2 separate regions of the Homo sapiens genome follow, and region 2 is linked to region 1. Evidence: read pairs that join two places in POLR2A ChIA-PET (ENCODE). Cell type or tissue: PC-9. All regions are shown on one strand. Each heading gives the region's core, and the rest is flanking DNA. Links, peaks and the distances in the headings are about the cores only.

Region 1 (15,747 bases), core at 4,567-12,566:
ATTTTTTATGTGTATATTTTTTCTTGTTTCTATCTTACATACAAGCTAGAATTAACATAAATTTCCCCTTCTGCTATGCTACCCCAACTCCATTTAAATTTCCAACTTGATTATGTAAATTAAATTGCATGTTATTTATGTTGCAATAGAAGAGTCAGAGAGAATTCTGACTAACTGGATTTGTTTCCGTGATTTTCTTTTTCCTTATTCCAGAAAGCTAAGTTTTTGGCAGTTGGTAGTTTGCAGGACTGAAAGCAGAAGCTGCTTCCAGAAGACCCCCCCACCCAACCGCCCTCTTAATTTTGTGAGAATCCAAGCCCACTGGAGAAATTATGCCAGGAAATTCAGAGTGGAAGGGGAAAAGAGTTAGTGTCTGAAGGAAGATATGCGAAAGCAGAATTCAGGTTAAGAAGAGTCTCAAGCCTGGGGAAAAAACAGTAAGCTCCTCTGTGTAACTGGGACTGTGGCTGTTCCCTCTGGTGCTGCCTGGAAGGACTTTGAAATGTGGAGGATATCTTCATAGTAGGCACATTTGAGTAGCACCCTGTTCCTCAAGGCTCTCAATTCTAGCAAAGATTCCCATGAACACTGTGGTGCAGAGCCACAGAACCACTGGACTTGGGCATTCCTGCAAGCTGGACAGCGTTCATCTCAGCAGTAAGTGGTCAGAATCTAGATTAAAGACTAAACAGCATGCTCTATTGAAGATGGGATGGACGTGACGAGGAGGGGATGGATTTGGGATGGATTCCCCCAAACAAAATTAATTTTAAGTGAAAGAAAATAATGTCGGCTGATTTTTTTTTTTTTTTTTTGTCTCCGACATCCATTCTTTACCATTTTTCTCCCTGCTCTGTGCCCCAGAGAATGAACCACTTTGAACAGCTTCTACAGGCTTCTTTGCTCTGGCTTCCAGCTGGGTCCAATCATTGGAGGGCACTGCAGAAGAAGAGAATGGAGTGACTTGGGATATTTATTTCCAAGGATCCCTCTCTTCAGAGTCCCTTTCCTGAAGGCAGCAAATACCGTCTGGCGGCCCCGTCTAGTCTGGGTTGGGTTCTGGAAACAATTTCCTCTCTGCACTCTCAAACCCTAGGATCTTTATAAGCTTCCCTGAGGGTGCTTCACCATTCCTGGTTGATTTCCCCTAATCCTACCTACACATTTTACGGTATTTTGTTGTCGTTGTTGTTAAAAATCTCAATTAATTGCCTTTTATCATGCTTTTTCCTGCCAGGGCCCTGACTGATACATGATATGACTTTTTTTCCCACCACACCCAAATATGTGGACTACGATTCATGTCTCTTATATATGCCTTCCCCCCGGCCCCCCTGCCACTGGAATTACCAAAGTATTTGTGTGGTCCATATCGGAGCCATGGGTAGATTACAACTCTTAACACTGAAGCCAAATCATTTTGAAATTTTAGCACCGAAAGTCCCACATCCTGGGAAATGCCTTAGTCCCAGGCAAACTGGATGACTGGTCAGCCTAGCTGTGACTCTGGTATAGATTTGGGTGTGCACTTTCACAAGTCCCTAGTGATATGTGTCTAGCAGACCATGGTGAGACTGTTTGAAAGTTACTACACAATTACACATATAAGATTGTCCAGCAGAAGATAAAGAAATTAAATGAGGGTAAATACAATCCTGTTCTGGTGTTTAGCATTACCTGGAGAGTACTTTTTGGGGGCCTGACTATAAGACCATCATTTCAGAATGGACTGTTAAAAATTAAACTTCTGCTCTAAGGTGGTGGCGTTATGTTTTCAGAATCCTGGGCACAAGGCAAACATCATTTCCTCAAACTTGGACATGCCATCTGACACATGGTTTAACATGATGGGACAGATGACAGAACCTGGAAATGCCACTTAGATTAAGTTGGAGATGATTACCTACCAGAAACCGAGAGTGTTTTTAGGAGACACAATTTCCATCCCAAGAGAGAAGACATTTCTATCTTGATTAAGGCTCAATAATGAGGTTGCAGGTAGCTGAGAAAGGAAGATGACCTCTGGAACTTCTGGGGATGTCAACCTCAGGAAGCCACTACTGCTCTCAAGTCATGTGTTTCTGAGACTAGTTCAAGATACTTGACAGCTGGTTCTGGGTTCTTAAAACCAGAGAAGATTGTAGGTAAACATCCCAAATGTTGCCAGAAAGCTCGGGGAAGCTGACTATATTCATAGTAAGGTTAGCTGGCCCATTCAGCCCTGGTATGGGCAGGAGCAAAGCTGAGCGTCCTTCTGTCTGCAAAGCCTAATCTGACTGTACTCAATCCCTTTGCCAAACTTCTCTCAACTAGTGAATCTGGTAAAAGAAACTGTTTCCTTCCATAGCAGGAGACAGGGTGCAGGCAAATAGATCCTTTTCTGTGGATTGGCCCAAGGCCCAGGAGAGAGTTGATGGGGAATTAAGGTGGCAATTAAAATGTCTGAATGCTACTTTTCAAAGTTTTAGGTAACTGGGGCCCCTGCATATCCACACTGGATACGCTTCTCTCGTTCTCACCAGAGAATCAACTTCTGTGAATGCTTGGATGCTGCTGGTACCCCCACTGAATTGTCACAGACTTTAACCTACCATTAATGTGGTGGCCTGAGGCACCTGGAGAGAGCCTGGGACCTCAAAGAGACTGGCCCCATAGCGACACTAGCTCTACCAGTATCATTTTGAAATTTTAGCACCGAAAGTCCCACATCCTGGGAAATGCCTTAGTCCCAGGCAAAATGGATGACTGGATAATGGAGATTTGAAGTCATATGTCCTGGGTTTCAGTTTTACAAGCTGTGCAACTTTGGAAAAATTTCCATTTCTTTTCTTCAGTTTCTTCATCAGTAAAATGAAATAATAATGATAGTACCTCTTGCCGAGCATGGTGCCTTATGCCTGTAATTTCAATACTTTGGGAGGCTGAGGTGGGAGGATCACTTGAAGCCAAGAAATTTGAGAGCAGCCTGGGCAACATAATAGAACCCTGACTCTACAAAATAAAGAAGAAAAGAAATTCGCTGTGCAGTGACGCACATCTGTAGTCCTAGCTACTCGGGAGGCTGAGGCAGGAAGATCACTTGAGCCTAGGAGTTCAAGGCTGCAGTGAGCTTTGATGGCACCACTAGACTCCAGTGTCAGTGACAGAGCAAGACCCCAGCTCTTAAAAAATAGTAAGGTTGTTGTGATAATTAAATGAGACAAAGTGCATAAAGTGCTTAGAATAATACTTGTCACAACCAAAATACCCAGTAAATGTGTGCTTATCCTCATCATCAGAAGGGACACATTTATAAGATAGGTGTTTAGAGTTTAGGGGTGTGCAATCACCCTTCTTTTATTGTGCTTTTGAGGAAAATTTATGTGCTCACAACTAACCACACAATTAGTGCTTTGATGAAAAAGCTGAGTGTGTTTTGGGGTTCTTTAAGAGGGGGAGTTCCAGTGGGGCCACTCTTGTCTCAGTAGAAGCCACATGCAATTGACACCTCTTTTGCTTGACTCACACACTGTGCTTAGGAACTGGGAAAAGTGAACCAGCTCTTACCAGGTACTTTCTCTCTTACAGAGAACTGGTTGTGCTTGGGAAAGATTTTTAGACAATAATAAACTGGAAATTTGAGAGAGGAAAGTACAGTCTAAACCTTCACCTGGTAATGGATGAAGAGCAAGGAGAGTGGGACCACCCTCTCATTCTTTTCCCAAACATGGATGGATGTGAGCAGGGGACTATGACCCAAGGGTCAGGGGGAAAGGAGAAATGGAATGGCTTCAAGGATGAAGAGGCTTGACTGAAGATTTGGTTTGAATGAGTAACTCACTGTTTCCCACCAATTAAAAAAACCTCATATCTCTGTGTAAGCCCCACATGGCTACTCCATTATCTGAGACTCCAAGTTCTCTGAGACTAATAAAGACTCTGAGTAGCCCTCTCAATAAGTGGATTTGGAACTGTTCTGGAAGAAAGAAAAATTTCCAAGAAGACTCAGTTTCTGAAAGGCACAGGCAAGAAATGTCCCCTGTGCTCAGCTCACATATTCAGCTCTTGAGGAACTCGGGGAACTTATCGCCCCTCCATCCAGCCACTGATTTTTCTGATGGTTCCTGTCTTTGAAACATCTCTCATTCAGGCTAAAAAAAATGGTTTCTTTTTGTATGCTGTGAAGAGGACAACAAAATAGGTGTAAATTTTCTTTATAGAGATATGTGAATTGATTATGAAAATGGGGTAGAACAACACTGAAATATAATATTAAATTATATCTTTTTGTCAGCCTGGTTGAGTGACAGGTTGGATTTGATTTAATTTCATTTAAAGAAAATAAAATAATTTGACAATTCATGGATATCTCATTTTGTAAAGATTCATGTCCTCATTATTTTCTTGAAACCATATCAAGTTCTGTAATAAGTGTAGATGTCTTGGTGACAGTTAATTTAGTATCTACCACGTGTTAAGCCCCACACTACAGAGCTAATTCTAACTAGTTAATATGTACACCCAGCCAGCTGATCACAAGAAGATTAGTTTACAGGTCATGAGTCATCAGTGTAACTCCAAAAATTTGCCTTTCTTATGTGCATATCTTAAAAAAGAGACAGGTATTAACAGTGTCCACTGTCTCAAGGCTGATTTCCTATTACTTCCTTCTGCCTCTACAGTGTCCCTGGGGAAATACTTTCTTTTACCATTTTTAAATTTTTTCATTCAATTTTTTAAACAGAGGGAGGGATATGCGCTATTGTGAAAAGCTTAAAAAGTAAAGAGTTTGGCTGGGCGCAGTGGCTCACGCCTGTAATCCCAGCACTTTGGGAGGCCGAGGTGGGTGGATCATGAGGTCAGCAGTTTGAGACCAGCCTGGCCAACATGGTGAAACCCCGTCTCTACTAAAAATACAAAATTAGCTGGGCGTGGTGGCACACGCCTGTAATCCCGGCCACTCGGGAGGCTGAGGCAGAAGAATCGCTTGAACCCAGGAGGCAGAGGTTGCAGTGAGAAGAGATTGTGCCACTGCACTCCAGCCTGGGTGACAGAGTGAGACTCTGTCTCAAAAAAAAAAAAAAAAAAGTAAAGAGTTTATAAAAAGTGAAAATCTTCCTTTCAAAGCCTTTCTCCAAATCCCACTCACCAGAGATAACCACTATTAAAAGTTTGTTTAACATAATTAGGAACAGTAATGACTTATAGGCCATTGAAAATATAGGAGGCTAGAGAGTCATGGTGATTAAAAAAATAAACAAATAAATGGAGAGAAGAGAGGACTCTTGCTTGAGAACAAAATGCTGAGTAAGTACTGACTGGTGAATGTGAAAGGCAAACTGAGTTGTAAATCATCATTCAGCAACCATCGTGGCACTGACTGGATCAAGGTAAGACTCATCAACTTACACTAAATCAAGGAAGAAAATTTGATGAGGAGCAGGATATCTCCATGGGTTCAAAGTATCTCCCCACAGATTTCTTATTAGTTGGAAGAGAAAAAATAATAATTACATATTGGAGAAACTGAAGAATACCCTGACTAGGTAGGTGATCAAAATTAACACCATCAATGAGTGGTAGATGGACATTGTGTGTCTCTAGATGAGGTGTCCTGTGAGGATACAATATCACCTACGTAGGATTCCAGCTGTGAATGCATAACCTGACTTTAATAATGAGGAAATATTGAACAAAACCCAAATGAGGAATGCTGTATTAACATAAGGGGGGGTCTATATTCTTAAAAAACGCCAATGTTATAAAAGACAAAAGATGCTGAAAATATAGTCAAGATTAGAGGAGGCTAAAAAGGCATGACAACTAAATGCAGTAGTAAATTGGACCTGTGAGCTGGAAGATGAAAAAAATCTATAAAAGATACTCTTGGGTCAATTGACAAAACTGGAATTCAGATAGTAGATTAAAGCATGATGTTTAACACTATGATATAATGTGGAATTTATTTAAGTTGACACCTGTACTGTAGTTATGTAAGAGATGATTATGATTGTTAGGAAATACATCCTGAAAAGTTTGGGGTAAAGGACCATGATTTATATAACTTACCCTCAAATGGTTCAGGCAGAAAAAGAGAGATAATAAAGCAAATGGTGCAAAATTTTAATAAGTGAATCTGAGTAAAAGGCATGTATTTCATTATTTTTGTATTCCTGCTTCCAACTTTTCTGTACATTTGAAATTATTTACTAAAAAAGTTAAATATTCTAAAAGCATTTTTTTAACCTTTCAGGATTTTTCTATACATTTACAATGTTTGTGTGCATGTATATATATATAGATACTATATATTCAAATGCATTTTCTGTCATTATAAATAAAGTTTACTTTAAAAATTTATTAATCTACCAATTGCTATGATAAAACCACAGAACTGGGCACTGAAGAGGAGTTAGAGAGGTTCTTAGTGGTGCACCAAGAAGCCTAAGGCCTCAAAGTAGACAGTATGGCATCTTTGTCATTGGCTATGGTTCCTATGGTCACCTGGCAGGTTGGGGAACAGAGCAAAATAAGGATAAAGAGCATAATGTGAATATCTTACTATGTCTGAACACCCAAATCAAAATATAAAACACATTAAATATGTATGATAAATATGGGCCATTATACATTTGGCATATTTTGTCACTTATTCATCTTAATATATGTCAGATTTGTAATCCATGCAGCATCTAGCATATTGTGGAGATTTAATAAAATTTTAAGATAACTAAGAAAATAACATTATTTTATTAGGTTCTGTTGGTCAATCACAATGCTCATGACCAAAACGCAAAAGAGACATTAGTTGTAGAAAGACTCTGCTATTGATTGTGAGCCCTTCAGAATATAACCTGCTAAATTTGAGGGCTTTTTTCCCCTCTTATTATTATTTTTTGAGATAGGGTCTCTCACTGTCACCCAGGCTGGTGTGCAGTGGTGCAAACAAGGCTCATTGCAGCCTCAATTTCCTGGGCTCAAGGGATCCTCTTGCCTCAGCCTTCTAAGTAGCTGGGACCACAAGTGTGCACCATCACACCTGGCTAATTTTAAAATATTTTGTAGAGATAGAGTCTTGCCACGTTGCCCAGGCTAGTCTTTAACTTCTGGGCTCAAGGGACCTTCCTGCTTCAAGCTCCTGAAGTACTGGGATTACAGGCGTGAGCCACCACACTTGACCTTCTTTTCCCTATCTTTAAAAGGCCATAATAATGCTGATTCATTTCTCAGCAGCTCTCTGGGGAGTAACTTGTAAACAATGTCTAAGGACTTCAATAACTTACGAATGCCTTATAAAGCTAAGTTAATACTGTCAGGTGTTATGGGCTGAATGTTTGTTTCCCTTCCTCCCCAAATTTCATATGTTGAAGCCCTAACCATCAATGTGATGGTATTTGGAGATATGGCCTTTTGGAAGGAATTAGGTTCAGAGGAAGTTATGAGGATGGGGCCACCATGATGGAATTAGTATCTTTATAAGAAGAGGAAAAGACCAGAACCCTCCCTCTCCCTGCCTTGTGAGGACTCAGCGAGAAGGCAGTCATCTGCAAGCCAGGAAGAGAGCCCTCCCTGGGGTAAAAAGTGGGATGGTACCAGCAAGAAGGCAGCCATCTGCAAGCCAGGAAGAGAGCACTCACTGGGCTACCAAGTGGGATGGTACCCGCAAGAAGGCAGCCATCTGCAAGCCAGGAAGAGAGCCCTCACTGCGGTACCAAGTGGGATGGTACCTCAATCTTGGATTTCCCAGGTTCTAGAACTGTGAGAAATAAATTCTTGTCCTTTAAGTCACCCAGTTTATATTTGTTATGGCAGCCTGAGCTGACTAAGACAACCGGATATCTCTGTCACATACAACTCTGTAGTCTCAGATTGTAAAGAGTGGAGTGAGTGGGAGGTCTCAAGACTGGCTGGAGGCAGTAAAGAGCTTTAAGAAATATTGCATGTGAACATTGTGACAGTAAAGATATATACGTTACTGTTATTTATTTGGGGATGTAATTCCAGGAGCAATGCAATATGTACCAAACAGAATCAAATGAATAATGTAGCAAAATTTTGAAACACCTACCAAAAGGTAAAGTTCTTACAGAGCCCAGGAAGGTTATTTCAGGTGCTTACCTACAACTCTAGTTAACTTGGCTTGTTTGTTATCACTCCTCTGAATGATACGAAGCAAAGAGGTAATGGAATTCCCCAAGCTTGACTCAGCATGCCCTTTCTTTCCCCACCCCCCACTTTTTTTTTTCTTATTTTGAGACAAAGTCTTGCTTTGTCACCTAGGCTGGAGTACAGTGGCCTGGTTACTACTCAGTGCAGCCTTGACCTCCTGGGCTCAAGCAGTCCTTCCACCCCAGCTTCCTGAGTTGCTGGGACTATAGCAATGCATCACCACACCCTGCTATGAATAATTTTTTTTTTGTAGAGACAAGGTCTGGCTTTGTTGCCCAGACTAGTCTCAGACTCCTGGCCTCAAGCAATCCTCCTGCTTTGGCCTCCCAAAGTGCTGGAAAGGCAGGTCTTTTTCCCCTTTTATCATTTTTTCCTCTCTTTTCCAGGCTCTGGCCCTCTCTTTTCCAGGCTCTGGCCCTCTCTTCAGCAACACTAGCATCTTGTTACCCTTCTCTTACTTACATATACACAGAAGGCTGTCACCAATGAGAACTAATTTGAGTTATTCACATTAAAACTTCACCTACTATAAAATATATGCCCCAAGTAGACTGAAATTCTAACAAATAGAAACACATACATTTTAGTTAGTGTGTTTTTGTAAAGAGATTTCATAGCTTGTGAAAACTTCAATGGGTTAGCAGTGGTTGCCTGGACTGTTTCATTAAGAAGAGCTCTGGGGTCATATCTGAGCTCAGCATGAAGGAGAACGTTGACGGGTTAGTGATACCAAACATGTCCACATAGGATTAGTGGGGGCGTTCCTGTGTGGATCTTCCATCTATAGGTAAATGTATCGCCCCCTCTACAAATCCTCTTTTTACTCATGTGCTGTCACGGCTTCATATGTTTTTACAGACTGTTTCATGTGTCTGGAATACCCTTTCTTGTTTGCACACCTGAGAGCTTTCTTTTTTCAAGACTGTGTTCACACTGTACCTTTTTTCCACAGCCTCTCCCAGCTTCTCAAAGCTTCTTTTGACATTACTGATTGTGAACTTCTGGTTTCTCACCAATCTCTGCAGCACCTGAAGAGGGCCCAACTAAAAGTGAGCACCAAAAGAATGATAAGGGAGTAAATGTTCACACACAAGAAAAAACACAATCTAGTGGAGGAAAACAGAAGACAAGCAGCATCTAATATAGGAAGTTAAGCATGCAAAGAACACAAAAAAGTGACTTGCAGTATTGTAGGTATTTGGAGGCAAAGAAAAATCTGGGGATAAGGCAAAGAAGTGTGGAGGAAATGACATTTGAGTGATACTTTGACAAACATAATATTTTGGGAGAGATGGCAAGGATCATTGGCATAAAGGCAGTGTAGGTAAGGATGAAAATGTCCTCAAAAAGGCATTTATGCCATTTTATATCACTGACAGTATAATATAAACTAGTTTAATAAAACAGCCTCTGTTTAATAAAACAGCCTCTGTTGTGTTGAATAAATAGTGAGAGAAGATGAGAATCTATTTTGTGGAAGTTCAAGGTCAGATCCCACCCTCCCTCTGGGAACAAATCTAAGAGCAGAAACACTAAAGAATTATTGGAATGATGAAAGAAAAAATGGAGATAAGTTACCCAAAATAAACTTTCCTGCATCTTACATTTGCTGAATTAGGTCTGCCAACAAGGTCCTGATGGAATAATAAATAAAAGTAGTGATCATTACTTAGAAAAAAGTAAAGCTAAAGAGGGCAAGGCATGGAATATTGACAAAATGAGGAAGTTATTCTGCAATGAAACCTCTGTTTCATAACTGCCAGGGAACTTGAAATGGGAACTATAAGAGGTATAAGATAACTCAACTTTGTAGAAACATTTGTAGAAACATTTGGCTTGAAACTACTGTGGGTTTGACTTTGAATTTTTGCCTAGATGATCTTGTAGTTCTGTTTCTTTTGTTTGCAAAATAGGAATAATGATGGTTATGATGATGATGACTGAAAAAACTTTTGTAAGGATTAAGTAACCTAATTGAGTTCCTTGCACATAATAGGACCCTAAAGTAATGTATGGTGCCTTCTCTGAGTTCTAGACATTATAACATATTCTATGCACTGGGCATTTTAGTATATGTTATCTGATAGTGTTCTCAACATCACTTTTAATAGGTATTAAGAAAACCAGGATACAGTCAAACAAATGTCCTCAGAGAGTTAGGTAAATCCTCAGATTCCATATTTAGTAAATGGCAGACCTAGATCTTAAAGACTGGATGGCCTGGCAACAAAGCTGTAATAATTCCCTTATACCATGCTCCTTCACAAACATGTGACAATTTGAGCACATATTTTTTCCCTTTTCATTTTGTCTAGTACTAGCCTTGACTCCAGCTTTTGAGCTTTCACTTACCTTTGAGAGTATGTAGATGGCATTTGTGAATGCACCTATGTATTTCTTAACTCTCCAGACCACCATTGTACCAAATCGTAAATGGACCTTGAGAAGGAGGCCAGTTAAAAATTTTGCTGTATATATTTGTTTGATTTTGGTTTTTGTTACATTTGGTTGTGTTTGGTATAACTCTTTATAAACCTAGAAAAATGTCAGTTAGAAATGGTTTCTCTGTCCTGAGCTTAGAGCAAGAGTTCTTAAAGTGCAATCCCAGATCAGCAGCATTGCATCATCAGGGAATTTGCGAGAGATGCAAATTCTTGGACCATATACCCCAGACCTAGTGAATCGGAAATTTGAAGGGGAAGAAGGTGTCTGGCAGGCAGAAGTCTATGTTTTAACAAGCCCTGTAGGCAATTCTAGAGGGTACTGTAGTTTGGGAAGCACTGATGTAGGGCATAAGCAGCATGTAATTTAGCTTTTGATAATAGCTTACACTTATAATGCATTGGTAACTTTTGCCTTTCTTTTTTGCTAAGTATAATAATAAATGTTGGTTGTAAACAACTTCAGAATGTCATTTTAAAAATTCACTGACTTGCTTCTAATCAAGATATTAAATATCCTTGCTACATCTGCTTTATTATTATTATTAATTTTCCCTAGGCTAAAGTCTCTTTTTACTATTATACTTTAAGTTCTAGGGTACATGGGCACAACATGCAGGTTTGTTACATATGTAAACATGTGCCATGTTGGTTTGCTGCACCCATTAACTCATCATTTACATTAGGTATTTCTCCTAATGCTATCCCTCCCCCATCCCCCCACCCACGACAGGCCCCTCTGTGTGATGTCCTGCAACCTGTGTCCAAGTGTTCTCGTTGTTCAATTCCCATCTATGAGTGAGAACATGCAGTGTTTGCTTTTCTGTCCTTGCGATAGTTTGCTGAGAATGATGGTTCCCAGCTTCATCCATGTCCCTACAAAGGATATGAACTCATCCTTTTTTGTGGCTGCATAGTATTCCATGGTGTATATGTGCCACATTTTCTTAATCCAGTCTATCATTGATGGACATTTGGTTTGGTTCCAAGTCTTTGCTGTTATGAATAGTGCCGCAATAAACATTCGTGTGTATGTGTCTTTATAGAAGCATTATTTATAATCCTTTTGGTATATACCCAGTAATGGGATCGCTGGGTCAAATGGTAATTCTAGTTCTAGATCCTTGAGGAATTGCCACACTGTCTTCCACAATGGTTGAACCAACTTACACTCCCACCAACAGTGTAAAAGCATTCCTATTTCTCCACATCCTCTCCAGCATCTGTTGTTTCCTGACTTTTTAATGATCACCATTCTAAGTGGTGTGAGATGGTATCTCATTGTAGTTTTGATTTGCATTTCTCTGATGGCTAGTGATGATGAGCATTTTTTCATGTGTCTGTTGGCTGCATAGATGTCTTCTTTTGAGAAGTGTCTGTTCTTTGCCCACTTTTTGATGGGGTTGTTTTTTTCTTGTAAATTTGTTTGAGTTCTTTGTAGATTCTGGATATTAGCCCTTTGTCAGATGGGTACGTTGCAAAAATTTTCTCCCATTCTGTAGGTTGCCTGTTCACTCTGATGGTAGTTTCTTTTGCTGTGCAGAAGCTCTTTAGTTTGATTAGATCCCATTTGTCAATTTTGGCTTTTGTTGCCATTGCTTTTGGTATTTTAGTCATGAAGTTCTCGCCCATGCCTATGTCCTGAATGGTATTGCCTAGGTTTTCTTCTAGGGTTTTTATGGTTTAGGTCTAACATTTAAGTCTTTAATCCATCTTGAATCAATTTTTGTATAAGGTGTAAGGAAGTGATCCAGTTTCAGCTTTCTACATATGGCTAGCCAGTTTTCCCAGCACCATTTATTAAATAGGGAATCCTTTCCCCATTTCTTGTTTTTGTCAGGTTTGTCAAAGATCTGACGGTTGTAGATGTGTGTTGTTATTCCTGAGGCCCCTGTACTGTTCCATTGGTCTATCTCTCTGTTTTGGTACCACTATCATGCTGTGTTGGTTACTATAGCCTTGTAGTATAGTTTGAAGTCAGGTAGTGTGATGCCTCCAGCTTTGTTCTTTTTGCTTAGGATTGTCTTGGCAATGCAGGCTTGTTTTTTATTTCCATATGAACTTTAAAGTAGTTTTTTCCAGTCATTGGTAGCTTGATGGAGATGGCATTGAATCTATAAATTACCTTGGGCAGTATGTGCATTTTCACAATATTGATTCTTCCTATCCATGAATCTGGAATGTTCTTCCATTTGTTTGTGTCCTCTTTTATTTTGTTGAGCATTGGTTTGTAGTTCTCCTTGAAGAGGTCCTTCACATCCCTTGTAAGTTGGATTCCTAGGTATTTTATTCTCTTTGTAGCAATTGTGAATGGGAGTTTACTCGTGATTTGGCTCTCTGTTTGTCTGTTACTGGTGTATAGTAATGCTTGTGATTTTTGCACATTGATTTTGTATCCTGAGACTTTGCCGAAGTTGCTTATCAGCTTAAGGAGATTTTGGGCTGAGACAGTGGGGTTTTCTAAGTATATAATCATGCCATCTGTAAACAGGGACAATTTGACTTCCTCTTTTCCTAATTGAATACTCTTTATTTCTTTCTCTTGCCTGATTGCCCTGGCCAGAACTTCCAACACTATTTTAATAGGAGTGGTGAGAGAGGGCATGCCTGTCTTGTGCCAGTTTTCAAAGGGAATGCTTCCAGTTTTTGCACATTCAATATGATATTGGCAGTGGATTTGTCATCAATAGCTCTTATTATTTGGAGATACGTTCCATCAATATCTAACTTATTGAGAGTTTTTATCATGAAGCGCTGTTGAATTTTGTCAAAGACCTTTTCTGCATCTATTGAGATAATCATGTGCTTTTTATCTTTGGTTCTGTTTATGTGATAGATTATGTTTATTGATTTGCATATGTTGAACCAGCTTTGCATCCCAGGGACAAAGCCAACTTGATCTTGGTGGATAACCTTTTTGATGTGCTGCTGGATTCGGTTTGCCGGTATTTTATTGAGGATTTTCTCATCGATGTTCATCAGGGATATTGGCCTAAAATTCTCTTTTTTTGTTGCGTCTCTGTCAGGCTTTGGTATCAGGATGATGCCGGCCTCATAAAATGAGTTAGGGAGGATTCCTTCTTTTTCTATTGATTGGAATAGTTTCAGAAGGAATGGTACCAGCTCCTCTTTGTACCTCTAGTAGAATTTGGCTGTGAATCTGTCTGGTTCTGGACTTTTTTTGGTTGGTAGGCTATTAATTATTGCCTCAATTTCAGAGCCTGTTATTGGTCTATTCAGGGATTCAACTTCTTCCTGGTTTAGTCTTGGGAAGGTGTGTGTGTCCAGGAATTTATCCATTTCTTCTAGATTTTCTAGTTTCTTTGCGTAGAGATGTTTATAGTATTCTCTGATGGTAGTTTGTATTTCTGTGGGATCAGTGGTAATATCCCCTTTATCATTTTTTATTGCATCTATTTGATTCTTCTCTTTCTTCTTCTTTATTAGTCTTGTTACCGGCCTATCAGTTTTGTTAATCTTTTCAAAAAACCAGCTCCTGGATTCATTGATTTTTTTGAAGGGTTTTGTTGTGTCTCTATTTCCTTCAGTTCTGCTCTGATCTTAGTCATTTCTTGCCTTCTGCTAGCTTTTGAATTTCTTTGTTCTTGCTTCTCTAGTTCTTTTAATTGTGATGTTAGGGTGTCGATTTTAGATCTTTCCTGCTTTCTCTTGTGGGCATTTAGTGCTATAAATTTCCCTCTACACACTGCTTTAAATGTGTCCCAGAGATTCTTGTACATTGTGTCTTTGTTCTCATTGGTTTCAAAGAACATCTTTATTTCTGCCTTCATTTCGTTATTTACCCAGTAGTCATTCAGGAGCAGGTTGTTCAGTTTCCATGTAGTTGTGCGGTTTTGAGTGAGTTTCTTAATCCTGAGTTCTAGTGTGACTGCACTGTGGTCTGAGAGACAGTTTCTTGTGATTTCTCTTCTTTTACATGTGCTGAGGACTGCTTTACTTCCAACTATGTGGTCAATTTTGGATTAAGTGTGATGTGGTGCTGTGAAGAATGTATATTCTATTGATGTGTGGTGGAGAGTTCTGTAGATGTCTATTAGGTCTGCTTCGTGCAGAGCTGGGTTCAAGTCCTGGATATCCTTGGTAACCTTCTGTCTCGTTGATGTGTCTAATATTGACAGTGGGATGTTAAAGTCTCCCATTATTATTGTGTGGGAGTCTAAGTCTCTTTGTAGGTCTCTAAGGAGTTGCTTTATGAATCTGGGTACTCCTGCATTGGGTGCATATATATTTAAGATAGTTAGCTCTTCTTGTTGAATTGATCCCTTTACCATTATGTAACGGCTTACTTTGTCTCTTTTGATCTATGTTGGTTTAAAGTCTGTTTTATCAGAGACTAGGATTGCAACCCCTGCCTTTTTTTGTTTTCCATTTGCTTGGTAGATCTTCCTCCGTTCCTTGATTTTGAGCCTATGTGTGTCTCTGCTTGTGAGATGGGTCTCCTGAATACAGCACACCGATGGGTCTTGACTCTATCCAATTTGCCAGTCTGTGTCTTTTAATTGGAGCATTTAGCTTTGTTCTGTTGCTGGCAAGGAGCTGTGATCCTTTGGAGGAGAAGAGGTGCTCTAGTTTTTAGAATTTTCAGCTTTTCTGCTCTGGTTTCTCCCCATCTTTGTGGTTTTATCTACCTTTGGTCTTTGATGATGGTGACCTACAGATGGAGTTTTGGTGTGGATGTGGTTTTTGTTGATGTTGATGCTACTCCTTTCTTTTTGTTAGTTTTCCTTCTAACAATCAGGTCCCTCAGCTGCAGATCTGTTGGAGTTTGCTGGAGGTCCACACCTGGGTATCAACAGTGGAGGCTGTAGAACAGCAAACATTGCAGAATAGCAAATATTGCTGCCTGATCCTTCCTCTGGAAGCTTCGTCTCAGAAGGGCACTCAACTGTATGAGGTGTCAGTCGGCCCCTACTGGGAGGTGTCTCCCAGTTAGGCTACACAGGGTCAGGGACCCACTTAAGGAGGCAGTCTGTCCATTCTCAGAGCTCAAACACTGTGTAGGGAGAACCACTGGTCTCTTCAGAGCTGTCAGACAGGGACGTTTAAGTCTGCAAAGTTTCTGCTGCCTTTTGTTCATCTATGCACTGCCCCTGGAGGTGGAGTCTACAGAGGCAGGCAAGCCTCGTTGAGCTGAGGT
Region 2 (15,747 bases), core at 4,256-12,255, 1.5 Mb before region 1:
CATGTCATACTCACCTTTCAAGTCATCAGTTTTTCTCATGATCTTCTCTCTACCTGAAATGGCCATATGAAACTATATCTATATAGTTATTAATTTCTTGATAATTTAATATGAAATACTAGGATAAATGAAGAAAATGTAAAATTCAAGTATAAAATATCAAATATAAAATTCAAAATACAGCTTGAAGCATTTGCCCATGAACTGTTAATTCAAAGATTATTTACTACAAAATATAATTTAAAATACCTAGAAATCTTGCATCTCTTATATGAAAGAAAATGGATAGTTTACTAAATTATTGGCTCTAAAATGTATCAATATTGGTATCTATATGAAACTTTGAAATGGAAAACAACTTTAAAAACTACCAGTAATAAAAAATTCAATCATCTAGATGAAAGAATGTGTTTGAATTCTTCCTATAAAAATTATGTTACAAAATCATTGTTTATAAAGAGACAATCAAAGAGTATGCAGCTGAACTACACAAATGTATTACAGAGGTGTGTTAGGAAGTTAATAAAACATGCTTTGTTTTTCTGGATTTTGTGATTATATTTGCTTTTTAAATTATAATCTGCTGTACTTTTTTCCTATTTGAAATATTATTTTTTTAAATAAATTTTGATTTTGTGATTTAAAACTTCATTTTCTTAAAAACCTCATGCCCCAAATTGTGATTATGTTAAAAACATTTTTTTTTACCTGTCCATACCAGGGGAGTCCACTTCTGTAATGTGAATCTACTTTAGTAAATCTCAGTATCCTTAAGGTATCTGTGATTTCATATGATCCATGCCCAGTTAATTCCAATCCTGAAAAATAAATGAAGTTGAACCATTCTATGTATTAAAAACTCACCTCCTACTTCCTCCTCAGCCTCACTTCATCATAACAAAATACCATCCACATTCTCTTTTCTTTATTCTTGCCAGTTTCCCACATTTACAAGCTATTTGACCAGCAACTGGACATTAGCTTCACCTTCACATGAAACATTATTGGTATCCATCATCCCTCATTCCTCTGGTTTTCCACCTATGTTCTTTATTTTCTCAACTCCTCTGTGATCTTGCTCCATCTTTGTTTTTCCCTCTCTCACATCCCTGCTCTCCCTCCACAACTTTCTGTACATGGTTGGATTCTTCACAATCACACTGGCCCAAAATATGCTTGAATTTCTAATACAAACTTTATTTCCAGAAAGACCTGTCGTTTCCCTGCGTGAGCTATCCAAAGGATAGTGAACACCTGGTGCTTTTCCATTCAATGATGTGTACTCTGTATCTTGTTCTTATCAAAAACACAGTGCTATCAAATTCTTAAAAGATTCCCTACTTGCCCTCCATATCGAATTCTCATCTCAGACTTCATTGTACATGAACTCTCGGTAGTACTCCACACTAAGTACCACTGAAACTCTTCCTTCCAGGGGCTTCTAAAAAATTATCCTCGTTGTTTTTGCCCCAGCTCTCTGGCTTCTTATTTAATTATGCTGATTTATTTGTTACTGTCTATCTCCTAAATGCAGTTGTTTCTGTCCTTGGACGCCTCTTTGTCCTGTCTCTATCCTAAATTTAGCAGTGCTAAATGAGCTCACTTTCAGAGCATTTGCACTCACTATTTTTTTTTTTTTTTTTTTTTGGGACGGAGTCTCACTCTGTCGCCCAGGCTGGAGTGCAGTGGCGCGATCTCCGCTCACTGCAAGCTCCGCCTCCCGGGTTCACGCCATTCTCCTGCCTCAGCCTCCCGAGTAGCTGGGACTACAGGCGCCCGCCACCACGCCCGGCTAATTTTGTTGTATTTTTAGTAGAGACGGGGTTTCACCGTGTTTTGCCAGGATGGTCTCGATCTCCTGACCTCGTGATCCGTCCGCCTTGGCCTCCCAAAGTGCTGGGATTACAGGCGTGAGCCACCGCGCCCGGCCGCACTCACTCTTAAGAGGACATAGACACAACGAGAATGGATTTAGATTTACATTTCTGGTCCTAATTTAACTCTGGCTCTGTTTTAAAATTATCAGCTAAATACATCCACTTCCGTTTTGATATTCCAAGCTGTAGTTATCTTTAACATTGGCCTGGCGCGGTGGCTCACACCTGTAATCCCAGCACTTTGGAAGGCCAAGGCGGGCGGATCACTTGAGGTCGGGAGTTTGAGACCAGCCTGACCAACATGGAGAAACCCTGTCTCTACTAAAAGTACAAAATTAGCCGGGCGTGGTGGCGCATGCCTGTAATCCCAGCTACTCAGGAGGCTGAGGCAGGAGAATCACTTGAACCTGGGAGGTGGAGGTTGCAGTGAGCCGACATCGAGTTATTACACTCTAGCCTGGGCAAGGAGCGAAACTCCATCTCAAAAAAAAAAAATTATTTTTAACACATCTCATCATAACAGTTCTTTTTCATTGACTCATTATCTTGGTTAATGGTATTTCCATTTCCCAGGCCCCAAATTTGGAATCTTTGGGGTCACCTTTGACTAATCGTCTGACGTACCACATGGTAGCACATTTTTTCATCTAGCCTATCCTCTTCAGGTCTGCTAGACTTACCTTTTAAGAATATCAATTTATTTAGACGATTCTTCTCAAATATATTGAAAGATATCCAAGCTTTTCAGAATAAATTTAAACTCTTTAGTGTATGATTTACTTTTCTCCACAGCTTAGCACCAGCCTCCATTTTCAGATTCTTCTGAGATCATAGTTTTTGATGCTTATCACGTTTTCCCTTTCCATCATTAATCTTTCAAAGTATTACCTACCCTATATAAATCAGTTGAAATGCTATTTTAGCAATAAGGTTTTCTTTGGGCTCTAGAAGGTATACTAGAATTAATTACCTCTCTTCATACTCACTTGGCCCTTTTTTGTATTTCTTGCAGAAATTTTATTATGGCTATGTGCACACACACACTTAATTTCTATTTTTAGGTGCCTAATTCCTTGAGGGCAGGGACCGTGTTATTTTCATAATCTCCAGAAACTATAAAGTGTTTTACATGGAATGGAAGTTTGATAAATATGTATCACATTAATAAATATTTAAAAATAATACAAACCGGTTCCCTCCTCTTTGACCTTCGCTTTGACATGTATCGTCATGTCATACTCTTTTTGTCTCAGCTGAAATATTTTAGTGTTTACAAGTTGTGTGAAACATCCTTCAGTGTCTGCCTGAAGAGAAAGAAAGAGAATTCTCAGGTCTTCCAATTTGCTACTTAAAAAGTCAGCTGTCAATTTATGAGAATTTTTTTACTGGCCATAAAAATAAATGTAACAAATGTTCTGACCATTCTTTTGGTGCTTATCTTTTCCCAAGCCCAAGAATGACATAAAGTTTCTTCGTTCATCATTGATTTATTCATTATCAACCTTTGGCTTCTCCCCTCTCTTCTGAAAACTGATTCCATTTCTGCCATATTCAACTTTCTAGAGTTTCCAAACGTGCCATGGTATTTCATAATTCTATCTCTATGCATGTGTTGTTCCTCAAATGATAATTCTCTTTTTCCCATTCTTACCGTAGCCAACAGTTAGGCTCCTCAAAACTTAACTCAGACATAACATATTCTGAGAAGGCTTTCATTCCTATAAATATTGACTAAGGATTGCTATGTTTTGTTTTGTTTTTTTTTCTTTTTTTGAGTCAGAGTCTCACTCTGTCACCCAGGCTAGAGTGCAGTGGCCATGATCATGGCTCACTGCAGCCTCAACCTCCTGGGCTCAAGTGATCCTCCTACCTCAGCCTCCCGAGTGGTTGGGACGACAGGTATGTGCCACCACACCTGGCTGATATTTTATTTTTTATAGGGGCAGGGGTCTCACTATATTGCACAGGTTGGTCTCAAACTCCTGGGCTCAAGCGATTTTCTCACCTCAGCCTCTCAAAGTGCTGGGATTACAGGTGTAAGCCACTGCACCCAGCCAGGATTGTTATGTTCTTAACTGTATATTCTCAATATCTAGGATATTAATAGGAATATATACATTTATTAAATAGATGAATCCTCACCATAACCAAGTTTTCAAACTAAATGTTGGGGTACATGTTTTAATAAAGATTTGTTTTCATTTTAAATTTATTTATAAGAAAATCTTTATTGCATAATAAATTTAATCATATTAATTTATTTTTATATAGATGTATGTCATGACTCACTTGAAAACAGAAGTTAATACTAGTCTCCCTGATACATTACAGATTTGGGCAGCTAGATTCCTCTTATAGTATCTTGCTTGTCAGTGTCTGCCTTGGTGTTCATTATTATATTCGTTACTCTGGCCTCTCATTCATTTGCTCTCTGCAGCTTTGATAACTTTCTTTTCCATACCCTTGAGGTAAGAGGTGGGACTCAACTTTGGAAGCAGGTCTCAGACACCGGACCAAATTGAGAACTTACTAAAACAGGGATGCAGGGTGGCTGCTTTCCATTAGACGTGCCTACCAGTGTGCCATGTCAGTTTACCATTGCCGTGGCGACACCCGAAGTTAATGCCTCTTTCCATGGCAATGGCCTGACAACCCAGAAGTTACCACTTTTTCCTGGAAATTTCTGCATAATCTGCCTCTTAATTTCCATGTAACTAAAATGGGTGTAAATATGACTGCAGTACTCCCTTTGAGCTGCTACTATGGGCACACTGCTTATGGGGTAGCCCTGCTCTGCAAGGAACAGTACCTCTGCTGCTGCTGTACGCTGCTGCTTCAATAAACGTTGCTGTCTCTAACACCTCTGGCTTGCCCTTGAATTCTTTCCTGGGTGAAGAAAAGAACCCTCTTGGGCTAAAACCCCATTTGGGAGCTTACCTGCCCTGCGTCACCCTTACAGGGTCTGCTCATACTGCCACACCCTGGACTTTTTACATACTCTGCCTCTGGAATCAGTAATTTTTGCCTTTTATTTTTTAATACATCACATTCTACTTTCAGCTGTTCCCCTTAATTATTCTTATTCCACTTCTTCCTTGACGTGTTTTGGGCATCTAATCCATTGTCCTTGGAAGCCTTCCTTCCTTCAGCCTTATACTGGTTTAACATTCCTCCAGCGCAGTTTACTTTCCACGACATTCCATTTGATTCTCCCACTAGCCAAATTCTTAACACCTGCCACACACATTTTTCTGTTTTCTGTTTGATAAAAGACAACTCTGGATCCTTCCACATCCTTTTATGCCCTTATATCTGGCATTTGGATTGCCGTTGGAAGGACATTACCAAACTAACCAGATAAATACCACTAGATACCCACGAGCCCAACCCTCAAGTGAGCCCCCAACACTGCCAGACCATCTTACAATTTTCCCCCACTCCACCATTTTGCTTGATGGGTATTTCAAACACTATTCTCTGTTGTATTGTATTCACTATTGTAATCCATGAGAAGAGAAAACCTTGGTATTAGTGTCCTGAGGAGAGTGGTTTCCACATACCTGTTGATTGAATTCTTCACAGATACTTTGTGAATGTGTGTTGTGGCAGTCGGAACGGCATAGTGAATATCTTCTGCATACACTAAGTGTCACCAGACCAGGGACAGGCTCTCCATATGTGTACCTATAACAATAAGGTGGCCATGCGAAAAGCTACTTAATGGAAATAATACTGATGTTTCTTCAACTGACTTGATCCTTTCATACATCCACCTTAAGCTGTTGTATTACCTTCCATATTATTTCCATTTTATAAACCCTTCTTCTGAAAGGCCGTGTCTTAATTGTCCATAACTCTCAGAAAAAGTACTGGAAGAATCTTTTTGAAACAGCTCCAAATGGAAAATTACCAATTTAGTTTTTCTCAGATCTTTCTTCCCTCTTAGTTGCGGTTTTACTATAAGATGGTCCTATTTCCCTCTTTCTCTGCTGTCAGATTATCTAGGTCATGATTCCAGCTTTGACAACACCTCCTACATTGTCTTAGGGCAACATATTAAGACTATGTAGAGAGTGTATTTCTGAGTTCTCCTTGATTTATAGGTACTTTAAGAAAATAAATGTGAAGTTAGATGGAAAAGTAGTAGCTATAAAACAAAAATGTTGTATCATGACTCAGTTTGATTCTGCCTAATATGATAGAAGGAAATGACACAAAGCCATAACTAATTTGTTGTCTCTCAAAACGTGTTTTGTGGACCACCAGCATTGAAACGATCTGGGATACATGTTGACATGCAGATTTCTGAGACTTTCCTCAGATGTATGATTGGAATCTTTGGACATGGGGCCAGAGAATCTGCATTTGAAGTAAGCACACTCCCCACCCCATAGATTCTGTTGAACACTGACGTTTGAAACCTATTGCTTTAGCCCAAATGATGGGGCAGATAAGGTGTAGGGTCAGTTCCCCAAGCTTCTCCTTTTTATAGGATTACTTACAGAATAAAAATATTAGTACACACAAGCCAATTAGAACATTGTCTGGCCCATTTTAAATGTCCAGTAAATGATTTTATGATTAGCAGATGTGTGTCATCTGCTACTGTACCTGCTCCCTACTGTGAGCTTAGGCAAGCTACAAAGAGAGGTATTCCTCTCCTAATTAAAACACTTCCAACTTCAGTAACTGTTATTTACAATACCTCCCCTCAGATAGAGTACAGAAATAGAAATGAGATGAAAAAAATGCAACTCACAAGGCACAGGTTGTTATCACAAATTCTTCATCTAGAAAACCAATAACCTTGGGCATTTTTACTTGGACCTCAAATTTAGGCAAAACTGTTTTGATAAAAAAGAAAAAAAAAGGTGAGAGTGGGCCAGAGATCTTACAAGTATTGGTAGTAGATGCTATGACAGAACCTTTAACATGTGGTCACATGAAATGACTTCAGCTACAACAGGGAGCCCAGGGACAATACTGAGAAGGAGAAGCCATTCATTACCATGAGCAGTTTGTACTATGTTCACTTGGTTAACTTGATAATACATTCCCTAGACTCTCTTTCTCTGAATTTGTGCCAGATTTCCCAGATAGAGGGAAGGCAGCATGATTAGTCCCTGAAGATCATCACAGTTAGATGTGGTAAAGAGGGACCAATAGGTTTCAATGTATTCTTATTCTTTCCCTCCCTAGGCCCAGCTCTTCTTCCCAAATGCCAGCCCTGCTGACTAACAGAGGTCTGAGGCCCATCATCTGACACCTGGCTATAAGCCTACTAAAGTGGTAGCTATGCAGAGTGCAGAGGTAATAATCTTCCACAGATTCTTCTGTCAGCTCCTCTGCATGGTTGGTGCACTTGGGCAGCTGAGGGTCCCTCGCTTCCCAGACCTTTGCAAGCTCACATTTATACACCCCTAATCATGCTTCAGAACTGGCTAGTAATTTTCTCTCACCTGTCAACTCCTCCTGATGGCCTCTTACTTTTCTAGCTTCTCTCACAGTTTTGTAAGGTGTTATTCCTACAATATAATACTATTCTGTGATTTTGATGGCAGTTCTGACGAGTTTTGGGAACCATGTTTTGTGATAGGACTTCTCAGCCATGGCATAAAATATTTAATTTACATTACAAAATCCACATAACTGATAACTAATAAGATGGCTTCAATGTCTGACTTAGTAATCAACTATGGTTGAGTACTGACTAGATCAATTGTGTTAAAGTTTAGTTGACTACCATACTTAGTTGAACTATAGTTTAGTTGATTACTAAATTATATGGTTTAGGAATCATAGTTGATTAGAGTAGTATAGGTGTAGGTTATAGACAACCATAAAATAATCCCTGGAAATACTTTCAGTTATAAAATATAAAAAACATACATAGTGTATGTAGCTGACACAATGTATTGGTTAACAATTTATGTTTGAGTATCAATTCAAATCTTTCCTACCCCTTAATGACTCTGTGATTTTTTTAAGTTACTAACTTTTCCAGTACTGATATGCTCATTTGCAAAATGGGAATAATAATAGTATCTGTCCCAGAGGGGCATTGTGAGAATTAAATGAGGTAGTACATAAAAAGCACTTAGCAAATATATGGGTAAATTTAAAAGCTTGCTAATTTTCAACTATTGTATGCTAGACCTTTGATTCTTACCTATATGTAAAAATTATCTAATCTTAAATACTCTGACGTTATAAATGCCTTACACATAGAGCATTCTTACCATATTCATTCATCTCAAATGAGTGCTGTATTTTCTTCCCTGACTCTCTCTGCAGCATGATCTTGTGGGAACCCAGAATGGGCTCCACTGATAGCGGGAAAGAGAGTTGGTTGAGTCCCCCTTGCAATTTGAGACTTTGCCTTTGGAAAATTTGGTTCTTCCTGGGGTCCTATAGGTAAAAATATTATGAGTTCATAGAAACAATTGAAATATATACCTTTGAGTAGAAGGGCAGCTTTGCGGGTAAGAACGACATAGGCAGCTGTATCACAGATGGTTGGTAAATTGGCCCAAAGGTATTAGCAAAGTTTTATAGGAATTCCAACCTGAGATAAGGGCAATAAGTTTACTAGCTATGAGATATTACAGATAACATTTCGTACTGATGCCTCTTTTTGGTATTATGTATATTTATTTTGGTCAGAAATATTGGATGAGTCACTAAATTGCATCATCTCAAGAAATGTTCCTGCATTTACATGTTATCCACTTAGAATTTAAAGTGGACAGAAAAACAGTATTTGTTTAGCTTTGGTGAAATGGTGAGGGAAGGGAGAGAGGCAATTTAATGTAACTTGTAGAGAGTCCTCATTCCAGTTGTAATGTACAACATACCACTTACCTCAATATAAACCACCGGAAACTGAAAAGAAAAAAAGATAGTATGAGCACATGGTAGAATATAGAAGGAGAAAACCATGACACCAGCACTGACAGAGTATATGGGCCAGAGAAAGTAAGTCTCTATATTCCAAATGAGGAAATACCCCATTTGGTTCACAGCACTTTGTATGTTTAGTTTGGGACATACATCTTTCACGAAGTCATGACTTTCCTATTGTTAAATAACATACAATTGAGGAAACCTATTTAGATAAAAAGGTCCGAATAATAAGTTTATTATTATTTCACAGATTATATTTGTTTAAGAGGGAAATCAAATTCACACATTTATTCAATGAAAGTAACTGGAATCTTTAAGAGGACAGCTTCAACTGCATACTGAATTCATTTTAAGAATGCAGTTTATGGAGTGCCTTGATTCTGACATCCCTTATTCTTCTAGCAGAGATACCCTTATGAGATCTTCATGTGGTGGGCTTAAAATACCTCTTTAACTGGTCTCAAGTTTCCCAAAAGAATAGGCCTTCCTTTTTCCCTCAGCCATCACCCATCATTACGAGACTCACCATTTCATCCAAAGGGTGGAAATTGACATCCATAGAGACAACACGGAATTTCACTGAAACAGAGGTATTTTCCTGTGAAATCACCCCGTGGAGCCTGGGGTAGTAATAGCATGCCTGAATTCCCAGGATTGCAGAATAAAGTAATAAAGAAGCTCCTCCCCTCTCCCAAAGTTCCCCTTGCTCATTTGATTCCTCATACCTGTTTGTCCTGGTTTGTATATGGGTTTGTCTGTCTGGACAAAGACTAGGTTCTCTGCTGTAGTTATATATATTGATTTGCTCTTTGTGAAATGCAGAGTTGCCCCCTCTACCTCCACAGCAATGACCACCCAGGAAGATGGTAATTCTGGAATCTGTAAAACAGAAATGAGCTGAAGAATCTGCCCAGACTTACTTCTGAATTTCTCAGCCATTAGGAGTTTCTGTCTTCCTGGTTAGTCCCTGAGAATTAGTAAGGGACAAAGTCAAGGATAATGCTCCTTGTCTTAAAAGTAGATTATTATGATGTTGTAACATGACAGTAACATGATTGAAGGAGAAAATATTGCAATAAAATGAGCTAATTCTTCAAGCCAGTTATGACTGAAATGGGATGCTTGCATTTTCACAGCAAAATGGTGATATTAAAATAATTATTAAATTTTATTTTTCAAAGGTCAACAACATTATATATTATCTGGCCAGGCACGGTGGCTCATGCCTATAGTCCCAGCACTTCGGGAGGCCAAGGTGGGCAGATTGCTTGAGCCCAGGAGTTCAAGACCAGCCTGGGAACCATAGTGAGACCCCCACCTCTACAGAAAATCAAAAAATCATCCAGGCATGGTGGTGCCTATCTATAGTCCCAGTTACTCAGGAGGCTGAGGTGGGAGGATCACCTGAGCCTGGGAGGTCAAGGCTGCAGTGAGCCGTGATGGCACCACTGCACTCCAGCCTGGGTGCCAGAAAGAGACCCTGTCTCAAAAAAAATTTTATGTTATTATTTGTGGTAACTACATATGATTAAACAATTAATACCTTAAGTAGTAAAAGATTAAAAGGACAATACATCCACTATCAACCATTGGTGAGATCTTAGATAAGTTATTTGACTTTATAAATCTCAGTGTTTCTATCTGTAATGGTATGAATATTATTTACCTCAGAAGTTTAAGATCAGATTAAATCCTTTCTATAACTACTGTTAAATTTTATGCATGGCACTCTGTTTGTAAATATCATGTAAGCTGTGAGCATATTCAGTAGAACTTCCATTCTTAAAATCTAAATTGAGATTCACTCTGTACTTCTTATTTTTCTTTCATTATGCATTTTTTATTTTCAAAGGATTAGAACCAAAGGTATCAGCTAATGTGCTCTTTCTCTATCCAGCTCCCTTATTTCAAGGATCAGTACTGACCATGAAGGAACTGCAGTAGAAATAGTTCCTCTTCGTCACCAGGTCTGTGAGGAGGGATCTCTTCTGCATTTTGTACATCAGAGTTACTTTCAGTGCCACCATCTCATTCAGGTGATTAAGGATGACACAGGTCTTTTCAGGAACTCCAGTGTAGAGGTGTGATGGGACCAGCACTAGGTACTACCTGTGGAGGGGAGAAGTCCAGATTAACTATGGAGGGGTCAAAAAGACATCATTATTATGGCCATTTTCTAAATAATCTTTGCTTTTGTCACCAATCATAGAACAGAGACAGATTTTAGCAGGAGTGTATTCTCCAAAGGCCAACCCAAAAGATCTGAGGAACTGAGAAAACCAGAAGTTAAACCCCAGATATGCTTCTCTTCTGTTGTGAAGTACTCACCCACATAATATTAGCAAAGCTGTCAATAGCCATGGGTAAGCAATCCATGAGTTATTATATATTTTGGATAAAAATTTCATAATTTCAATATGCAAATCAATCAACAAATCATCATTGAAAGCATTAAGAACCTCTCTGCATGCGGTCTTGGGTTTTGCATGGATGATACTACAGATCTCTTTGTTCCAGGAAACTAGGAAAAATATAACATTTAATACATGGGGAGAAGCTGAATTGCTTTTCAGTATGACCTTGGGAGCAGGGCCTTTTCTTTCTTTAGCTCTTTTCTTTTCTTTTCTTTTCTTTTCTTTTCTTTTCTTTCTTTAGCTCTTTGGTGATGGAGACGAGGCAAGCTGAGCCAGGCTAATCACCAGACATATTGCCATATACACCCAGAGGAAAATACCACTCTCCTCTCACCAATTGCCTCTCACAAGCACCCAGACACACTACATCTGGGGATGCTGTACGTGTACACACTCTTCTCTCTCTTCCTGAGTGTCCCTGTCTACCCAGAAAACTTCTGTTTGCTTCATAACACATATCTCAAAAGTGACTTTCTCTGTGCAGAATTTGGTGAAGCCCTCTCTCTTACATCAGGCCTCATGAAGAGTGGTCATTCTTTGGAAGTATTCTGACAGAATCCTGCAATGCCTGCTTCTGTTTTTCTTCTATAGTTCATTCTCTGTGCACCATCTCTCTACTTTTCCATACTGTGAGGTGTTGAGGGCGGCGTCTGAATTTTGCTAATCTGTAGATTCCCAAGACCCAATGCCAGCTCCTAAAGGTGTGCCAAAGGATTGAGTGAACTGACACACAAATCCTGGCTTGTCTGTAGAGCATACATTCATCTTGGCAATCCCTTATTTGAGGAAAACACAGATACTGAGTCATTTCACAATTGTCACGACGTGCAATCCATTTTATGAATCAATAAAAAAATGTATCCCTTTTTGGGTAGGAATTCTATATTCTTTTTTGGTAAATGTTTCATAGATGTTGCTGCCTTATGTCTGTGACTTTCCTGAAATTGGAGGATGTCTCTTTCCACATGAGTAGTAATGACTTGCTGATACTTCCTGGCCCTTTTGACAGCAGAAAATTGTGTAGGGAATTAGGAAATACAGATCAAAGAGATAATAGAACGGGAAAAAAGGAGGACAATTTAATTTTCTGGAAATAATGCTTATGGTTCTGCAGCAGCTGCAGCATCACTGGGAAGGAGCAGGAAAAGCAGGATCAAGACTGGCGGGGGCAGTTGATTTCCCATCACGGTACAGAAAGGAAGAGGGCAGAATGGGAGCCTGAGCCCTCGATTCTTTTAACCCTGTTCTTGCTCCAACTCACTGGTTTTTATTTCATCTGATGGGCAGTGAAAGTAAACTGCCAATCATTTATTTTTGTAACATATTAACTACTTCCAGCATAAAAAAATCAATTCCAGATCATTTTCATGACCATATGTATTAATTTATCCACTTTCCCAAATTTTCTAAATTCCTGAAAAATAGTAGTTTGAGGCTACCACTAGCTCAGGTCATTAATCAGTTTTAAAACTATTTTCATGAAAACACAAAACAAATTACATGGTTTGATGAAATAAACCAATATTCTTGCAGTTTTAAAAAGAGGTATTAATGTAAATCCATATCCCAAATATGTTTTGGTAGTCTAGGGAGCACAACATACATTCTTCACCCAAGATTCATCCTAACTGGCTCTTCAGTGAAACAAGGAAGTGAAATCTGTCATAGAATTTTAAATAAGACAAGTTTGGGAGCAACCTCTCCATTGCTTGAAAGATTCACTTTTGATCTGTATAAGTATTCTTATATTTACTATTTTAAAAAGGGCAGTTCATTGGGTATAACAACATATGTAATATATAATTACTGTTTCTTAATTCATTCAACATCTAGAATATAAATTCAGTTAATTTATTTTATTCTCTAAGAAAATGATCTCTCTCTGATGAACATTCTTATTTAATTTTATCCTGAGTGATAGAAAATATTTTATCAACAGTGATGCATCATCCTATTTGCTTTCCAAAGGGGATTCAGATGTTAGAATTTATTTTTATGGAACACTGAAAATAAGAAAGGTCCCATTGTTAAATTAATAAAACTAGGGCCTTATAAAATTGAAGTCTGGATATTTTGAATAAAGAACTGATTTCAACTATAAAATAAGATGTGAAGAGAAATAGGCACTTCTGAGAACGGGGAATATTTTACTGTGTTCCTTTCTAAATTGGGGCTAGGCAGATCTTGACATACACTTTTCTATATGACCTGAAAGAGTGATGGAGAAGTAAAGATGATGTATGTGACAACCCTTGGTGGACTGCAAAACTGTAGATATGTAAGCTATTAAAATTCCAATGATGATAAACTATGGCTAAAAAAAATGCCAAGTCAAATGGAATAAACTGTAGTAATACATTGTGTTGGCCCTTGTAGTCGACAAATGCTTGCTTGGGTAATTGTAAAACTCTTCTGCTTTATTTTGGCTCCATTTGTATGCTCTCTTACTTCCACTCATCTTCCCAGCTCTTCCCACATCCCACCCTCACCCCTAGATTACCATAAACGTGCTTATTCTCTATCAGTTTAATATGGGATAAATTAACCTATAATAAGCAGTAAATGACTTTTAAGAGGTCTCTATATCACTTTTTCCAGGCATGATCATACTTTTTAGATACGTACCAAACCTGTATTTGACCAAATGCTGAATGACTAAACATAAAATCCTTTTTTGTACGTATGAAGCAAAAATTGTCATCACAGTTTGAACTTCTGGAATAGAAGAATAAATCTCAAGAATTATCAGAATTTTATCATTTTAATTTTTAATTAAAATATTTTAGTTGATACATTTGAAACATTTGACATTATAGGGTAAACACAATACTTTCTCAGCACTGTCAGCTAAGGCTTCTATACTCTTGGGATCTTCAAACATTTTCCTTGTATTCCTTAAAAGAATTTTATTAAACATGTAATATCTTACATACACTTGACATCTAAAGTGTCTACACTAAAATAAGTGTAGTATAATACTGATGTTTAAAAAATAAAATGTAATACCACTTTTTAAATGTATCCGATGAAATGTAGACACTGCAGTGATTTTTTTTGGCCACCACCGTTCCTGTAAAACACACATGAACACTTTTTTCACCAGCAGGAAATTTTATATCACTCTTGTTTCTTTTTGGTCTTATATTTTCATTCTACTTCCTCAGGTAATTTTATCCTGGAGTTGCATACTTCAATATATTTTATTGATCGCCCTATTATATGTTTCTGCAACTAAAGATCATCAAAGATTATTATAAAAATATTCTTGAGCCTGTAAAGTTCTAATTAGTAATAAATGTTTTCTAGGTTGCATTATCATTAAAATTATTATCAATATACTATTTATAAAATTATATATCTGCTATAATCTTAATAGATATTAAAAATGAGAACATTTTGTTCAAAAATAATTTTTTAGTGAAATAAATCATGTATTCCAGCTGGCTCCCTAAGATTGTGTATTCTTGGATGAATATTGCTTATTGCTGGATTAAAACAAGTTTCATCTATTCTCTATTTGTTCTACCCTGCTCTATTTCAATTCTAGAATATTGCTATTCTGTTTTCTATTGTATAGATGTAAGCACTAAGGAAACCTGTTCACATAAAGAGAGAAATAGAAATAGGGGACGTTCTATTATAACAATGTTATCTAATTATTTAGGCTTCCATGTTAAAAGCCAAAGGTCACATTATAACCATTAAAAATTACTTTTAATTATCTATCAGCTGATAAGTCCTCTGTAATTTTATTGAAAGCAAAGTGCTAAACCAGGTCAATTGCAACAGGATTTGGAAATCAGCCATTATGATCATTCTTATTCTCGGTTCCTAGAAAGTATTCAATAAAGGCTTAAAAGGACTTATAAACGGCCACCAATCATTACTTTCTTACTTAAAAACACAACTTTTACCAAATATACTCAGAAAGTTTGGAAATTTTGAAATATCATTTATTTTAATATACTTTGTCAATATAAAGCCTCATAAAAGGCTTTTATCTGATCAGAACCATAACCTGCACATTTAGCTCATTTCATTTAAAGGAAGTCTCCACCAGTAACCTGATTTGCAAAGCCAGTCCTTATTGTCAAAATAACCAGTCAAACTGGACTTATTTCTAACAGAAAAAAATGTTGCATTATTTTTAATTTCAATAAACTCACTAATATATATTCCCGGGATGACTCTCCCACTTTGCAATTCTAAGATGAAGAGTTGTGCTGAATATTTGTTACCTAGATGAAGTAAGACAACCCTACTTTGGTATTTCTTTCCATGCTTTCTGCTTTATTCTTATGGAACTCTCAGGGGGAATACAACATTGACAAGAGTTGGAAAAGGGAAGAGGGGAATTTTAAATGTGAATTGTAATCATTTCTGTCACCTCTACAATATGTATGAGTACTGAAAATTTCAGAACAGGCCAAAAGAATCAATTTCTAACATCATGTTTTTCTTATACCAGAAATTGTTTTAAGACAGATGGGTATATGATACCTACAATGGGCTTATGATGCCTTGATTAAGAGAGTTTGTGCAAAAGAGAATTT

Evidence for each region. ChIA-PET counts read pairs that join two places held together with the same protein. Peaks named below come from ENCODE experiments on the same cell type or tissue, not always from the same donor. Only the 100,000 strongest peaks of a DNase experiment are listed, where the experiment ranks them.
Region 2: POLR2A ChIA-PET joins it to region 1 with 5 read pairs; 1 of 35 experiments calls an interaction of 5 or more read pairs at or near these places.

The regions. Positions count from the first base shown.
Region 1 is chr12:10,732,134-10,747,880 of GRCh38, forward strand. LOC112268104 (a long non-coding RNA gene) reads right to left here and starts at 9,190. Exons shown (of 4, transcript XR_002957443.2): 1 at 9,088-9,190; 2 at 838-939. RefSeq lists an enhancer at 8,136-8,285. In PC-9, for the core only: no CTCF peak of the experiment used is centred there; a DNase peak (open chromatin) is centred at 8,258; H3K27ac peaks cover 2,263 bases.
Region 2 is chr12:9,264,933-9,280,679 of GRCh38, forward strand. It overlaps the pseudogene A2MP1. Among named protein-coding and RNA genes, the nearest start is that of LINC00987, 33 kb to the left of the region's middle. In PC-9, for the core only: no CTCF peak of the experiment used is centred there; a DNase peak (open chromatin) is centred at 8,549; H3K27me3 peaks cover 5,130 bases.